Linked DNA regions of Homo sapiens: region 2 is linked to region 1. Evidence: chromatin contacts called from ENCODE Hi-C or POLR2A ChIA-PET data. All regions are on one chromosome and are shown on one strand. The core of a region is the stretch at or near the end of the contact, and the rest is flanking DNA. Distances in the headings are between cores, read along the strand shown. Region 1 has its middle 99 kb from the start of RBBP8-AS1. Region 2 overlaps RBBP8-AS1 (RBBP8 antisense RNA 1).

Region 1 (3,062 bases), core at 226-2,725:
AATAGTCCTTAGAAAGCCGAAGTGTTGACTGGACACAGTGGCTTACGGCTGTAATCCCAGCACTTTGGGAAGCTGAGGCTGGAGGTTCACTTGAGCCCAGGAGTTCAAGACTAGCCTGGGCAACATGGCAAGACCTCGTCTCATAAAAAAATAATAATAGGCCGGGCGCAGTGGCTCACACCTATGATCCCAGCACTTTGGGAGGCCAAGGCGGGCGAATCACCTGAGGTCGGGAGTTCGAGACCAGCCAGACCAACATGGAGAAACCTCATCTCTACTAAAAATACAAAATTAGCCAGGTGTGGTGGCACATGCCTGTCATCCCAGCTACTCGGGAGGCTGAGGCAGGAGAATCACTTGAATCTGGGAGGCGGAGGTTGCAGTGAGCTGAGATCATGCCATTGCACTCCAGCCTGGGTGGGCAACAAGAGCAAAACTCCATCTCAAAATAGTAATAATAATAACTAGGTGTGGTGGTGTGTGCCTGTAGTCCCAGCTACTCAGGAAGCTAAGGCGGGAGGATCACTTGAGCCTGGGAAGTCGAGGCTGCAGTGAGCCGAGGTTGTGTCACTGCACTCCAGTCTGGGTGACAGAGCAAGATCCTGTCTCACAGAAGAGGAAAAGAAAAGAGAAGAGAGACAAAAGAAAACTTAAGTGTCCTTACACTTGAATTCTTTGGCATGCACTTAAGCAAAGAATGAAACAGTTTTCTGCTATCACACCAGCAGAGGCCAGAAGAGAGCTATTTTTATTTTATTTTATTTTATTTTATTTTATTTTATTTTATTTATTTACTTTTTTTTTGAGACAGAGTCTCACTTTTATCGCCCAGGCTGGAATGCACTGGCGCGATCTTGGCTCACTGCAACCTCCTCCTCCCAGGTTCAAGCGATTCTCCTGCCTCAGCCTCCTGAGTAGCTGGGATTACAGGCATACGCCAACATGCCTGGCTAATTTTTTTTGTATTTTTAGTAGAGACGGGGTTTCACCATGTTGGCGAGGCTGGTCTTCAACTCCTGTCCTCAGATGATCCACTGTCTCGGCCTCCCAAAGTGCTGGGATTACAGGCGTGAGCCACTGTGCCCGGCCGAGCGCTATTTTTGGAGAAATAATTAGTTGGAAACTAGGGGCTGAGCAATCAAAAGAGAATTTCTAGGATATACAGGATATGAATTGGATACCTTTGGCACAGTAATGATAGCTCATCAGGCCAAAAAGAGCTTTCAACATAGCTATTGTTGAAATATACAAAGGGCAGAGGCAAGAATTCATGGTCTTGAGAGGAAAAAAAGTCAACATTGTGTACCTATATATTGGGCATTTAGGAATACAAAGAAATGTATGAGATCATATTACCCAGGGGGAGAACAGGCAGCCATAAAAAGATGCCTAAGAGGTCAAAGAGGCTTAGGCTGTGCCGAAGAAATCTTAAGGCCAATTAGAACCCAAACTATGCCTTAGGATGAGTTAACCTAGAGAAGCAAAGAGGAGACAATGCAATCTAAGTTGGGAAACCAACTAATTGGAATGTGGAAATGCTAAAATACTGAGTCAGAAGGGGCTTTAGAGATCATCTGATTCAAGCCTCTCACTTTGTAATGAAGAAACAGGAGCCCAAAGAGTCAGTGATTGCCAAGGTCCCAAAGGGCTAGAACCAGAATGTATGGCATCTGGGACCTCAGTTTGATGTTCTTTCCCCTTTGTAGGTATATGTATTAGAACTAGGGAGTAGAGCTAGTATGTGGTTTAAGTAAGCAAGGCAGTAAACTTGGGTCTTGACTGCAAAATTAAGACTTTAGACTTGAGTCTGTAGTACTGTGGTTTTTCAGACCATTAGTAGCAGATCCCTTTCTTCAAATTAAATCTTATACAGAACTTCAGTAAACAATGATACTTTAATAACATGAATTTATTTCAAGCATTCAATTTTATCACCTTTACTTATAAGTCCACCTAGTCAAATGTTTTCTGCACCTCAGGCCAATTATGTCTGAGGGTAAGTTCCAGGCATCAGTAATTTTGGGGGAGACAGACTGTCACCCAGGCTAGAGAGCAGTGGCACGATCACAGCTCACTGCAGCCTCAGCCTCCTGAGTAGCTGGGACTACCGGCGTGCCACCATGCCTGTTTTGTATTGTTTGACTTTGTAGAGTTGAGGTCTCGCCATGTTGCTCAGGCTGGTCTCAAACTCCTGGGCTCAAGCGATCTGCCTGCCTTTGAGCCACCACACCCGGCCCATCAATATTTCTTTTAAAGCTCCCTGTGTGATTCTGGTGTGCAGCCAAGTTTGAGAACACTGCCCTAAGTCATTGTTACAGGCTAGTACAGTGGCATTCAAACTTTGGTGTACAATAGAATCACCTGGAAGGCTTGTTAAACCACAGATTGCCAAGCTCCACCCCAAAGTTTCTGATTTTGTCTGAGCATTTATATTTTTAACAAGTTCACAAATCAGTATAAGGCAAATTAAGAAATATTGCTATGACAACAAGGAAAAGTAGTAAAATGTTAAACTTCAAGACAGTAGAAAACATTTTGAGCTGTGTAGTAATGCATTAATTTAGATGGCATCATCAGGCCCGCAATATATATAAAATGGATTTGGTGACGGCGTGGTCAGGCATAGAGTCAGGTGTGCAAGAAAAGCATTTAGTAACCTATTATAATATTCCAAATATGAGGAGCACCTGGGGCTAAGACATGGCAGTGCAATGGAAAATAAAAAATTTAGTAACCACTTAATGATTGTTACATGCCAGAACTAGCAGCTGAGAGTAGAAAGATGAATATGACAATTCTCCTCAGTGAGCCTATAACCAACTCAGTTGTCACAACGAACATTGCAAAATTAGAATCATTAAACTAGGTCTCCTACTAGAAATGGGGAGGGACCCTTGTTCTACATGTCATTTATAATTGTAACACTTTTTAAAAGAGAAATTATCAGTAATTCTACAGTGAACTTTCTTTTTACATATTTAAGAATCCAGGGACAATTATGTAGTAGATATTTGCCCAACACATTCTGCACTCAAATTTGAGGCTGCCCACTATCCCCTTGG
Region 2 (2,833 bases), core at 276-2,775, 220 kb before region 1:
CCTGTCATTATGATGTTAGCTGGTTATTTTGCTTGTTAGTTGATGCATAATGTAAATGTTATGTATTATGTGCCTAATCATCTGCTGGTTCAGTTTTTTAATATTTGGATTATTTAGTATCTGGTTTTGTTTAACGGAACAGGACTGTGGTCAGAACAATGGCATGGTCAACCGGGATGCCCTCCTTCTGCAAGATAGGGAAGGGCGGGTGCTACATGACTGTGGGAACCAGGTGTCTGGCAATTGGGATGGTAACTGTCAAGAAATGCAAGTGTCTGAGGCTTTACCCTACTGGCAAGCTAACTTGTTTTATGGATGCTGTTAGAAGATGCAAGATTCCTGGATCAGGGAAAAGGATTTTATTACCTAAGCCACAGGAAGCAGCATGAACTTCATGCTTGCATCAGTTTCCCTTGCCCATCAGGTCACACAGGGGCAAAGTAGAGATTCCCAGGTTGGTGCTGTATACACTATGGGTTTCTATCACAGTTGAGTAATCTCAAGCTTAGGAAACCCAAATCTTATAATGGGCTGCAAGCAAACCTGCTTAACCTTTGCTCCAGAGAGAGACATACTGAACAAAAGCAAAGCTCTACTCTGGAGGAAGACACTATCTCTTTTTTCCAAGACTTTTCACTATAAAACATCCTTGGAAAGGTTGTCTGGAACAAAGGGCTGTCAGTGCCTCTGTTCACTAGCTGTGCAAGAGATGTATGTAGAAGTAGAATTACCTTCAACAGTGACTTAGCAGGTTCTGAAAAAAAAACCTGGAGTCACGAAATATCAGCCCATTTTATCATTCATCTGCACCAAAAGAAAATGTTGGTGAAATTAAAATTTAAAAACCCAACTCTCTACTCCCTCCCTTTCAAAAAAATTTAAGCAAAGCATGCAGCCTGGTACACAGTAGGCATCCAACAAGTGCTGATACCCATTCTCAGGCTCCCCACACATATCCTCTCACATAATTTTGGTGCTCATTTATTCTTTTCTTTGACATATGCTCTTATTTTCATTGTTTTCATCTTTATAAAAAATATTGATGTTGCAATTATGATTCGCAAAGGAATATGTCCTAGATGACCATATTTATAACTTCCCCAAAGGTCCAAAGAACTTTTTTGGATGTTTTGTACTGGAGTTGGTCTTGAGTTTCTGCACATGTGATACACTAGGTGGTGCTAATTGACTGAGCTGAGCAGGGACACTCTTTGCAGCGACGTTAAAGACTAAACCTCACTGAATAGATGTTTTTACAGACGTCAATCAAAGGAGGAAATCTCAATTATTAATAACTGCACTTCTTGAAGATATAAAGAGAAAATGCTATTAATAACGATCATGGTCTTTTCCTTCCCAAATTATTTATAATTACCTGCTTTGCCAAGGACAGAATTCAGCTCTAATTCTGCAGACATTGTCAGGTAATTGTTACGTTCAAGAAAAGCTCTAGCCTGAGTGAAATCTCCTAAACTAGAAAGTTGCCTTTCCTGGAGGAGCAACAATATGGAGAAATGCTTTGTAGAGCAAGGCAGAATTTTCTTTCCAGACCCAGGCAAGCTCAGGCAAGAACCTAAGACTACAGCCAGGTGTAGGGGAAAAAAATTCCTCAGCTGGTCTAGATCAACAAACCACTAAATCACTAAACTAAAGGGCTCCTTTACTAATTTGTCTTACATGGTCAGAAACATAATTTCAAGAAAAAGAAAGTCTTTATTTGAATTTATTGTTCAGACTAAAAGCGAATTAACCAGCAGGTAATCCAGGGCCAATATGAAACATAAAGGAAGATTTATATGAATCATACTTCCTCTGCATTGTATTACAGGAGAAATATAGTTCTAATTTGTAAACGTTCAAAGCATTTCTGACCCTTAAATAACTCCGATTTATAAAAGTAAACACACAAGCCAGCTTTTACTGTCTTTGTCTTTTATGAGTGCCGATGCATTAGGCAGCATTCTTGCAATGCCACACCAATGTGCCCCTACCAAGTAAGGTCAAAATAATAACTGTTCCAATTCTTTTTGTTGTTTTTTTTATAGAGATGGAGGTCTCACCATGTTGCCCAGGCTGGTCTCCAGCTCCTGGGCTCAAGTAATCCTCTCACCTCAGCCTCCCAAAGTGCTGGGATTATAGGCATGAGCCATCACACCCAGCAACTGTTCCGATTCTCAATGACACCTCTGTCTAGTGGAAATCCCACACCAGGTCTTTAGTTCTCCATTATATAAGTCATGAAACTGTCTTTATGAATGGCTGCACCTGGAAGTTTGATGCCTGAAGGTTTTTTTATGTAAACTGGATTATATTTAAGTAAAGATATCCACCCCATAGCTGCAAAGGACTGTCATCAGTGAAAGGAGAAGTTAAAAAAAAATAGAAAAAAATATATATATAGGTAGATATAAATTATTGGTAATATTTTAGTTCTCGAATGAGTAGCATCCATTATATTCTAAAAGCATAAATAAGCAAATAAAATAAGAAGGCCATTCATGAAACAATGACAATAATATTTTATGAAGCAAGGACTATAATTAATCCAATTCTATGTACTTAAATAAATAAACAGAATAAGTCAAAGGTAGCATAACATTCCACATCCATGTGACCCAATGCCTAAACATCTGCCTGTAACTACTCAACTCAGTCCTGGGAAATAACGTGGGCAAAAATAATTCAGAATCAGGATGTCTGGTTCTCCCACATTGGTGGGAACTTGAGTGAGGAACAGTCACGCTGATAATCTTTTTTTTTTTTTTTTTTTTTTGATACAGAGTCTCGCTCTGTTGCCAGGCTGGAGTGCAGTGGTGCAATCTCGGCTCACTGC

Evidence for each region. Hi-C counts contacts between places; a loop is a spot of excess contacts on that map. ChIA-PET counts read pairs that join two places held with the same protein, here RNA polymerase II (POLR2A). Pooled maps may share reads with other maps.
Region 2: a loop to region 1 is called in a map of endothelial cell of umbilical vein, with 4 times the contacts of the local background. The contact joins two enhancer-like sites. A Hi-C loop is called at or near these places in 1 of 168 maps with a recorded cell type or tissue (endothelial cell of umbilical vein) and 5 of 50 pooled maps. POLR2A ChIA-PET finds 5 or more read pairs at or near these places in 3 of 52 experiments (AG04450, PC-9 and Panc1).

The regions. Positions count from the first base shown.
Region 1 is chr18:23,030,961-23,034,022 of GRCh38, forward strand. No RefSeq gene overlaps it. Among named protein-coding and RNA genes, the nearest start is that of RBBP8-AS1, 99 kb to the left of the region's middle. Within about 2 kb of position 1,476, at least 5 of the 41 ENCODE cell types and tissues checked have a DNase peak (open chromatin) inside an H3K27ac peak, as active enhancers do.
Region 2 is chr18:22,812,651-22,815,483 of GRCh38, forward strand. The region is part of intron 2 of RBBP8-AS1 (RBBP8 antisense RNA 1); the gene reads right to left. All of the region lies in intron 1 of LOC124904263 (a long non-coding RNA gene), which reads left to right. Among named protein-coding and RNA genes, the nearest start is that of RBBP8, 120 kb to the right of the region's middle. Within about 2 kb of position 1,526, at least 2 of the 41 ENCODE cell types and tissues checked have a DNase peak (open chromatin) inside an H3K27ac peak, as active enhancers do.